Regions from separate parts of the Homo sapiens genome. Here region 1 is linked to region 2. A link is an interaction called in ENCODE POLR2A ChIA-PET data of the cell type or tissue named here. Cell type or tissue: GM12878. All regions are shown on one strand. Links, peaks and the distances in the headings refer to the core of each region. The heading gives the core; the rest is flanking DNA. Region 1 has its middle 56 kb from the start of MIR466. Region 2 has its middle 140 kb from the start of STT3B.

Region 1 (5,387 bases), core at 287-5,286, 180 kb after region 2:
CAACTCATTTTTCTAGAAATTCTGATTCAGGAGCTATAGTTCAGGGCCCATGCATCTGCATTTTCAACCAGGGTCTCAAGTGATCCTACCAAATACATTCGTAACACTTTGGATTCCACTATAATTGTGTTTCTCAACTGCAGGGCTGCGCAATGGAAACACGTAAAAAATATTAATGTCTGGTCCTACTCCCAGAGTTTCTGAATTATTTGAGAAAAATCAATTATCAATAAATTGAGACCTAGGTGTTGGGATATTAATAAGCCCTGAGGGGACACTATTAAACATCCAGGCTTAAGAACCATGGCCCTATCTTCCCCTTCAGGGCAGGGACCCCCTCCTGGCATAGTGCCTGGCTCAATTTGTATTTGTTGTACTCCATGCCTCACTTTCTTATTTTGAAAGTGATTCTTTTATTTATTACATTTGAAAGTGGTTCTTGTCTGGTGGGGTTGAGAGCTTTATATGTGAATCGGACATCTGTGGTTAAAAGTCTCCATGTTGTGGTGAGAAGTTGATAAAAACCTGACTGTCAGTTTGTGTCACAGATGACCCAGTGAAGGTCTGCTCTTTTGTGGTGAGATCTGAATGTTTCCTTCTGCAGAAGTTACAGGCACTGATGAAAGAAGTTGGCTGCCTCAACTGCTCAAAAGAATGCACCTTTTATCTCTGGATTATCTACCATGGTTAAGTCCACAGCTGCTTGCAATTACCCTGGACCCTGTGAAATCATCTCTTTATTCATGGCAGGTTTTTCTTCTCAAAGACTAATAATGTGATTATTTAAAAATTATTTCTACACCACTCTATGTAATGTGGATGTGTGGTTTTGTGGCTCTAAACACCAATATGGGGCAAGAAAAGCTAGCTGGAGAATTTATAAATTAGCTTCCATTTATCCTTCAGACAAACAAGCTATTTATTAATAGGGGAGTGTGGTAAGAGAAAAGAATGTGGAATTGAGAATCCAGACCTCATTCTTTTGCCTGCTATTTGAGGGCTTGTGGGGCATTATGTCTAACCTCTCTTGGTCTCAGCTTGTTTATCTGTAAAATGGAATTAAAAATAGTACTCACTTGGGCTGCAGGACGACCAAATGGAAAAGAAGTAAAAGTGATTTGTTAACCTTGGTATGCAAATAAATGTTATGCCCTTAATAAGTGGAAGTTGACCCTGTTGCTGCTGTTGTTATGAGCTGTTGTGTCTATCAGTGAACACTGCTTTTACAAATCTCTTCTAGAGGAAAGAGGCAAACTCTTCATCTTCATAGTGCCTGCAAGGCCCCAAAGAGCACACAGCCCCAAGGACATGAAATATTTTTGAGTACATTTCCTATCTGTACATGTTTGCCAAATTATTCCAAAATATGACCAGCCTCCTATTGGATGAACACAACTGCAAGTCATAGCCCCATTTTCTTCTTTAGCTTTTTCAGATGACCAGTCTCTTCCAGCTTACTCACCAGCCATAACCAAATCAAATGGAAAGAGAAATTGCCCGTAACTAGAACTCATTCATGCCAAAGTGTTGACATGCCTATTCCTAGATGCATTTGAAATCTGTTTATTTCTACTTGTGGACCCAAAGCCATCTTTCATGTTATATACAAAAAAGTTTTGTATAAATTTTTCTTCAGCTGATAAGAGGTATATTTTTGAAAGCATGGATAAATTTAAGATTTTAGCATGAGACAGTGATTTGGAGAATGAAAGCAGTTGCTCTCAGGGGAGGGATACAGGGCATACAAAAAAAAACTCATGGAGAGAGTATCAAGAACCTCTCATTAAGGCATGTGAAAGTAATGTTGATATAAAAGACAGGAACAAGATCTTTACTGAGCACCTACTACGTACTAACGCAGTGTTAGCTACTGCATTTCAGTTTCTCATTTGATTCTTATAGTGACCCTGCTGGAGAGGCACTCATTTCAATTTTACACAAGAGGCCTAGAGATGTCATGTGGTTTGATCAAGATCACACAGTGTGAGTGATTTGTTTGATTCCAAAGCCCATATGTATTCTTCTTTACCGGTCTGACTCAGGGGAAACCAACTACAGTGACAGTAAGTAGAGACAGATACTTGAAAATTATCAAAGAGATGGATATTTGGAAACACAAAAATTTTTTGATATATAAAGTACTTCTAGCAAGAGTCATTTATGTCCCATTTATGCCTAATTACCACATAACACAATAATGATTATGATTAAATATCTGACAGATGAGTTGGCTGTACATTTTATTTGATCCAAACAGAAAGTACAGCACATATGGGCTTTATCTTCACCATTTCTTGCCCACACAGCATGGTCATTTCTTTGGTCAGCAGTTTCAGGCCACCACCTGTAGTCTAGACATAAAACAAGGTAGAGCCACATATAGTCTTTGCATTAACATCAACAAACGAATAATTTATTGATTTGCTAATTGTTCCTCCTTGTTGTGTACAGGTATCATTAGGAAAAACAAATACATTTAGGCTTCAGTGACTAAAAGTTCCTGCTTTGGTTATTGAATTCACTGAGACTGGTTTTTAAATTTTGAGATTAAGATGAGTGTCTAGGCCCGCAGCGAGTGAGCAAATTAACTGATTTGTTCTTGGAGAGAGAAAAGAGGTTGCTTAAAATGGCAAAGAATGGGGGTATGAGTGGCAGGGAGATGCAGCTATAATGAATCAGGAAGCAGTGGATTAGGATTCAGAAAATCTGGTTTTGCTATTATTTGCTATATAGCTGTAACCTACGCATATTACTTTTTTAAATCCCTAAAGTGAGAATAATATCTATCTTATATGGCATGTTTTAGACTCTTAATGCAAACCCTGAGACAAGAATTTTGAGTGAAGTTTCTTTATTTTGGATGTGATCCAAGGAAGCATAGTGAGGTAATTGATGAGCAAGTGAGAGCTATGGGTAACTGGGGGTCAATACCATGAGGATGCTGTATTGTTATCTACCGCTATGTAACAAGTTGACCCAAAATTTCGTGGTTTAAAATAACAAGTATTTACTGCATTCATATTTTTTTACATCTGGAATTTGGAGCGGCTTGTCCAGGCGGTACTGGCTCAGGACTGATCTCACATGAAATTATATATAGCCAAGACATTAGTCAAAGCTGCAATAATCTAAAGGGATGAGTGGGGTTGGATCATCTATTTCCAAGGTGGCTCAGCCATGTAGCTTGTGAACTGGTGATGGTTGTTGGCAGGACCTACGTTCCTATCTGCATCAACTTCTCCACAAGTTGCTAGAGTGTTCCCATGACATGGAAGCTGGCTTTTCCCAGTAGAAGTGATGCCAAAGAGAAGTCGCCTTCTTATGACTTAGGTTTGGTCATAAGTGATGCTATGATGACATAGCATCACTATCATCTTCTGGTCATTCAAAGTGAGTCACTTAGTATAGCCCACATTCAAGGGAAGAAAACTCAGTCTCTATCTCTTGAAGAGAGAAGGTTTGAATAATTTGTTAACATGTTTTAGAACTACCACACACCCTGTGTGGTACACACTTCAGAATTTTCCTTTTCCCTGAGAGTGAAAGGAACTGAGTTATTGATTGGTTGAAGATACTGGGTGGTGTGCTGCAGGCAAAAGTGAGTGAAATTGAGAGAGAGAGAGAGAGAGAGAGAGAGAGAGAGAGAGAGAGAGAGAGAGAGAGAGAGATGTTCTCCTGTTCGGAAGGAAATATAGGAGGTTAAGAGATACTCTCTGAGGTCCTAGGGTTGCTGAAGAGCACTGTTGATAAGCTGTACTGACACAGACTGATTCCTGTCCACAAGAAGAACCAGTGGTGCCCAGGCCAGTTGAGAAATCTGAGCTCAGTTTAAGCCTAACTCTTACTTAACAATCTCCATTTATCATGACTGGAAGAACGTGCCTTTTCTTACCGTTGTATTCTTCAGCTGAAAATGGGATTGAGGATTTTGTTCTATTTCCTAAGACCCCCTTGCTTGCACTAGCAGATTATTTCCAAATGCCATATAAATGAGAGGTATTTATAAACATATACACATACACTTACATCCACAAAGACAAATTGCACCCCTCTCTGCTTTGCTATTTCTGGTGCTAACCTTCATTTATAATGCCATATTTATGTAATTACAGTGCTGCAGCGGTGGATCATGATTTCAAAATACAATCATAATCACCATCAGAAGAAATGCGAGAGAAGATGAAAAACAAATGCAAAGCAATTAAAAAAGGATGAGTTTTCCTACTGAATGAGTGAATGTGTTTTCCCATTGCCTCCTCCTACACTTGGGCCTTGGGATGCTCTGCCCCTAGCCATGTGTATGTGTGTGGGGGTGTGCATGCACGTGTGTGTGTGCGTGTGTGTGTGCTTACATTTTTGCCCTTATTATGAATCTGGGCCTGGGATTAGAGCATGAATACTCACTGAAGTGGCTTATTACTTGGAGAATACCATCCTTCTGCTTGATTGGATTTTTCTGTTTAAGCATCTATGGTTTTAGTGGTCAGAGGGTCCTGGCCACAAAGTTTATTTTATGACCCATGTACCACCCTTCACATCTCCTCTTATAAGGACACTTTTAGTACATGACTTCCACAGTAGTGCAGTAGTATTTTTTTAAGTTTTTCTATGCTTGAAAAATAATTTTCCACTTCCAGAATTTACCTGCCCCTCCATCCTTGCTTTCCCAATCCCTGCTCCTTCCATTATCCTTTTGCAACACCCCTCCACCTCCATCACTGACCGAGATGCCTGAAAATTCAATAACATCCTATTATCTCTGCTGGGCAACTTGCCAGCTAGAAGCTCAGAGGACTGGTCACTTTGTTTTGGGGACACTGCCTTTCTTGCTTGTTGCATTCTTGCAAACCTGTGGAAACACTGAATCCCTTTGCACTGCCTGGAAAGTCATTCTTTGTATTGATTCTTTTTTCTTTTTTCCATTTCTGGCTTGGGGTACAATGAAGGCACAATATATTTCGCCAAATCTTAAAACCTTAAAGCAATTTGTGCATCCAATTTTGGGGCTGCCTTTTTCTTCCAGAAAGTTCCCTGAGGCTATCTCATATAAAATCTTACTTTGAATAACATATTTGGACACATTGATGAAAACATTCCTTTAGTGCATTGCCAGTTGCCAGATTGGAGAAAAAGACTTCAGGAGAAAAGGAGGGAATATTTTAAATTTGCTTTTGACTGTGGCTTCAAGGAGTAATAATCACCCATTACTTTGGATCAGAATCTTCCAATGACTCAAGAGCACATATTTTTATCATTTGCTTTCTGTACTCTCATCCTCTTTATCCCATGTTACTCTGTTCCTGTGAGAGTTGGGGGGCAAGGAAAAAATGTAAGGAAGGGGTAGAGGTGAGAGAATTTAAATGGGAAGTCTGATTCCTTTTTATTTT
Region 2 (5,387 bases), core at 76-5,075:
GCTTGCCTTTTGCTTGATTTTCAATCCACTTCTGTATAACTGTTTTTTTCACTACTCTGTTTTGCAGATGAAAAACTGTTGTTTTTGAAAAGGTTGAAGGTAAACCTAATAGAATCTTTCCTAAGAAGAATTAAAGACTCCTTGATATAAGGATATATTTTTTTATTTGGAATTCATTTTATGACCAGAACGTTTTCCTAACTGAACACTTCATTGCTCACCTGAGCCCAAGAATTACTCAGGTAATCTGGTGTCTTACTGTAGGAATTAGTAAGTGCTCATTATAAGCCCATGAAGTGCTATACTTTACAGCGTGGTGGTTCCTAAACTTGAACATGCGTCAATATCACTCGGAGAGCTTGTTAAAACCGATTCCTGGGCATCAGCTCCAGAGTTTCTGATTCAGTAAGTCGAGGTGGGGCCCAAGAATTTGCAATTCTAATATCCAGGTGACACTGATAGCTGATGTTCCTGGTGCCAAGTTTACTTTGAGAACCACTATGATAGAGAATCTTCTTAGAAAACATTGAGCTTTGCTTATCGAAGTGGGTGACCTCTGTCTAACCTGGGAGCCAGCTTTGGCCTTTGGCTTGATTTCATTTAGATTGTTACCTTACAGTTTGTTACTGCAACTTCAGCCCAGAAAATAAGATTTCTTTTGGGAGGGTGTTCTGATAGAGACAGTAAGTTGTTCCTCAATTTTTTTTCTCACTTTGTTCTCTTGTAGTAAAATCCCTGATCTTTATGTGCACATGGCTTCCCATAATATTGACTACATTTTTTAGCCTTCCTTACACCGGGATGTGGCCATGTGACTAAGTTCTAGTCAATTACGTGTGGGCAGAAGGGATGAGGGCAATTCCTGTGTCATGCCTTAAAAGGAAAAGAACATCTTCCATTCTCCTGTCCCCATTTTTATGCCATGGTTTGGATGTGGGCCAAGAGGAAAAGCCAACAAGATATGCTAGAGGAAGAAGAAAGAGGGAAACTGCCTGAAATTATGGCTACCATACCACTCTGACTGCCAATGCCTGGGCTGTTAGGTTAGAAATAATCACCTTTTTATTGAGGCCACTGTTATTTTGGGTCTCTGATACAGAATTCCAGCTGATAGTCTAACTAAAACCAGGGGATGCTGTGACTATTCTATTTATTGGAGAAAGCCTCTGAAGAATTTGTCAGGATAAAGAACCATTAAAGGGCTTGAAGGAGCAGCAGGGAGAACTTATTGCCTTTGTTTTGTTGTTTTTTTCATTTTTATATGTTCAGAAGAGTACGTATCCACTTCAAAAAATAATTATGAAAAAGAGGAGGACGAAGGTGATAGAAAGTAAGGTCTTAAGAAGCTTAATGTTAATCCAGACCAAATCTCACGGACATAAGACCTGAGCTCACTATATCTCTTATCTACACTCTTTTCAGGCCAAGAGCAATGCTTATAGGGTAAACCTACAGAACTTTCAAAGGAGAGAAATCTCACAGTCTCAATGTACCTTGACTTGAATGAGGAATTTAAAATAAAGTCTCCAAGACAGCTTTGTGGATAAGATAGAGAAATGATGATTGCTGTTCAATACAGGTAGACAGAGTTGTGTCTGAATGATCAACTATACTTGGAATGTTGATCAATGTCCCGTTCTAACTGATTGCATCATTTCAGATATGTTTGAGTGTAAATCCCAGGAAACCTATCTATTAGTGGTTTAGGCAATGAAGATACAGTTATTTCTCATAACAAGAACTCTGTGGATAGGCATAACAGGCTGGTTCAGAAGCTCCTTCATTTTCATCGTATTGACTCTTCCTTCATGCTTGTTACCTCATGATCATCAGATGGCTTCCATGGTTCCAGGCAGTGCAACCACACTCAAAAGTAGAAGCAATTGAGTAATTGTGTTAAAAAAGTATGTCTTGGGTTGATATTGCTTTTTTTTTTTTTTAAATGACAGCAAAATATGTTTCCACATTTCTTCTATAGGTGTACCTTATTTCTCACTAGACAACACTAGCTTCAAGGAAAACTGGCAAAGTGGGTCTCTGGCATGTTTTAAACTTTATAACTAAAAAGGAAAAACTAAGAGGGTTGGGGAAAGGCTAGTGAATTAATTGACCAATTATTCCTGCCACATGGGGAAAGAGGCAGGTGTATCGTAGCGTTTTTGTGGTGCTAGCATAAGAAGACAATTTATTAACAATTTGAAAAAGGCATGAAAGTCATGATTATAGTATTTTCAAATGACATCTGGTGAGAACAGTTATTATCTTGACTTGCAGAATTTCATTTCAAAAATACTTTTTTCTCAAATATAAAACTTTACATTTAAATGAAACAGAAATTGCTTAAGCATAGAGATATACCTGGCTTGACTTCAGTTAATGTAAAAAAAATCCAGTGGGGTTTAAGTTGGTTGCTAATACCAAAAAAAGTAACTGAGAGAGATAGCATTTCACCAAATTCAAAGAAATAAAAACACACAAATTATGAGTAAGTTGGCTAGAAATGATCTTTCTCATTTTTTGGGTGATTTTATCTCTTTATATTATTCATTCATTCATTCATTCATTCATTCGGGACAGTCTTATTGAATATATCTTATGTGCAGGGCACAGTACTAGGCACTGGGAAAAGTAGCAATGCAAAAGATAGAAAACAACTAAATATGTAGAGTCACCATTTAATGAAAAAGTATGAAAAGTCTTACAAAAATAGAAAGTCAAAGACATTGCGACACTGAGTAAGCAGAGGTTTTGACCTGGCTTTCTGGATGCAGGAAGCTTTCTGTGAGGAACTGAGATCTAAAAGATGAGAAGAAACTAGACAAGGTGAGGAGGAAGCATGAAAGGCCAGAAAAGAACCAGCCCTTTTTGAAGGTGCTGAGGTGGAGAGAAGTAGGGTGAGCTTGAGAAAATGAAAAACCTGTGTGGTTTTTAGAGTGGAACTGGGAGAGGACATGGAAGGCAGGAAGGTATCTCAAGGTGAGGCTGCAGAATTGTGCAGACAAGTCTTTCACAGCTTTCTGGGCTGTGATAAGGATGTCGATCTTTATCCTAAAAGCATTACAATGCATTGAACAATTCTCAGCAGGAGCAAGGCACAATCAGCTTTGCCCTGTAGAAAAATCCCCCTGGCTGGTATGCACAGAACGGACTGAAGGGAGCAAAAGTAGATGCAGAGAAACTGGTTAATAAGCTGTTGCCATTTTGGATGTAGAGATGCTGGCAGCTTGGACTTTAGGAGTAGAGAGAAGAGGAGATATTTAGGATTTGGAGATGGATTAGATGCGGGGTGAGGGAGAGAGAGTTTCAAGACTGACTCTTAGTTTTCTAGCTTTTGAAACTGAGCAGATGGATTTGCTTTCACTGAGAAAGAAACACTGGAGGAAGACTGGGATTGAAGGAAGGGGTGGAGGTCAGTCTGGATCACGCTGAGTTGTGTGTGAGACATACAAGGGGCACAGTCAGCAGGCTGCTGGATGTGTGGGCCTGGAGCTGTGGATGAAGATCAAACACATGATCATCTGCTTAGAGAAGGTGTGGAGCTACAGTGTGGATGAGGTCCTGTGGGTGGGTAGTACATTGGCAGAATAAAAGCAGGCCTAGGACCAAGCCTTAAAGAACCAACCTTGAAGGAGGCAGGTATATCACAGGGTTTCATAGTCAAGTTTGAGGAGTTCATGGTCAAGGGTATATCATAGTCAAGTTTGAGAAGAGGAGGAAGACCTGGCAAGTGACACTGAAGAGTGGGAAGTTGGAGGAGGAGGAAAACCAGAAGAGTTTGGCATCGCAGAAGCCAGAGGAAGAGAGTGTGGCTGGGGGGAATGGGCAGTGCTGTAGAATGCATTAATTTTACCTGCATCAAGTTTGGTGGAGTGGAAGGAACGAAAGTCTTCCTTACCTGCTTCTCATCTGAAATCAAGATACATCCCCCTAAATTGAGTATATTTAATGAATCATGTTGAAAATTCCCTATTCTCGACATTTAAATTGTGTGAGTTTAACCTTTGATCTTTCTCACTTTGTAAATCACCCAACCTAAATTACTTTTCGGTGATTATTTTTTCCCCTTCTGTGAGCCAGTGGCCCAGAATGGAAAACAAGCTTCCCCCTCAGCTCTAGAGGTTTGCATTTCAAAAGACCCTCAGCCACCAGCTGAAAAACTCTGCAGTGGATTTGCAGTAGGTTCTGTCTTCTCAGTTCCTCTACCGGAGGAGCACAGCCAGCCAGCTCACTAAATGAGGACGGGTGCTGACCTTGTGTTGGCCCCAATCCACTGTGCATTTCAAAGCAGATTAGGAGACACTTTGAACAAGCTTTTGCTACACGCCAGGTGTCCTTCCAAATGCCTTGGGTAGAACTAGAGATGAGTTCCATGAATTGTTAATGCTGATCTGAAACAGGGCTTTCAATAATTCCTGCCCTCATTTCTTCCCTGGATGAAAATCACATTCCAAAGAAGGGCAAAAGGCAGTCCTCCAAAAGCACTCCCAGAATTGACCACTGACAAATTAGAGAGATGATAAATTCCGGTGTAAAATAGAAGTTTATTTGGTTACTTTTCATTCTGGCCGCTAATTTCAGGTCACCAATTTTTCATTCTGAATGGGTGTATGTAAATCTTGCCTAAAACTTTTTGCCTTTTCTGGCAGCTTGGGATGAGTTCTTATGAAGGATTCAGACTGGCATCATTAATATTTTTAATTGCTATGGTCAAATAGCTTCGATTGAATGGTGTAGAATTTGGTGTCTTAAGACACTTTAAATACACACATGTGCACACACGCAAACTATGGCTTAGTTAATTTTATTTTTAATCTCAAATACTAGTTTTGTGTCTCTGACTTTTAGCAAATTTTCCCCAGCCTCCTCCACTCTCTCTCAGGCCCACCCACCAGTTTCTTTGGCACACTGTTTCTTCCCTCTGCAGCTCACTGCCTCCCCCTTCCTTGCTAAGTGAATTCTTTCCAGGTACAGTGACATCTGGTAGTGAAAGAAGAAATAATCAACTGCAGCTGAGAAATATTCCCCAGTGATATTTGCAATACTAAAATTTCAGCCTTGTGTCAGGGAGAGATGCGAATGGACTATTTGCAGGAAGAAGTTTCCCTTTCCAATCTGAAAAAATACAAGTAGAGAGTAAATAAAAAAGGATTAGAAAAAAGTTAGGTATTAACACTTTCTTAATATTATTAGCAGAGGAATCACAAAGTCATAGGGTTTAAAAGGACCTTTAGGGGCCATTTGGTTCAATCCCCTGCCTCTAGGCATGATGGGACCTGAGTTATTTAGATAGGTAGTTGTTCATGTCTGATTTTAAATGGCCTCCAGGGAAAAAATGCCAGAGCTTCCCTTAGTAATCAGTTCCAGTCCGTAATAATAGTGATGGAAAT

The links. ChIA-PET counts read pairs that join two places held together with the same protein. Peaks named below come from ENCODE experiments on the same cell type or tissue, not always from the same donor. Only the 100,000 strongest peaks of a DNase experiment are listed, where the experiment ranks them.
Region 1: POLR2A ChIA-PET joins it to region 2 with 11 read pairs; 2 of 35 experiments call an interaction of 5 or more read pairs at or near these places.

What each region holds. Positions count from the first base shown.
Region 1 is chr3:31,214,861-31,220,247 of GRCh38, reverse strand. No RefSeq gene overlaps it. Among named protein-coding and RNA genes, the nearest start is that of MIR466, 56 kb to the right of the region's middle. In GM12878, for the core only: no CTCF peak of the experiment used is centred there; a DNase peak (open chromatin) is centred at 547; H3K27ac peaks cover 1,314 bases.
Region 2 is chr3:31,390,231-31,395,617 of GRCh38, reverse strand. No RefSeq gene overlaps it. Among named protein-coding and RNA genes, the nearest start is that of STT3B, 140 kb to the left of the region's middle. RefSeq lists an enhancer at 2,945-3,154. In GM12878, for the core only: no CTCF peak of the experiment used is centred there; DNase peaks (open chromatin) are centred at 2,887 and 4,244; H3K27ac peaks cover 805 bases.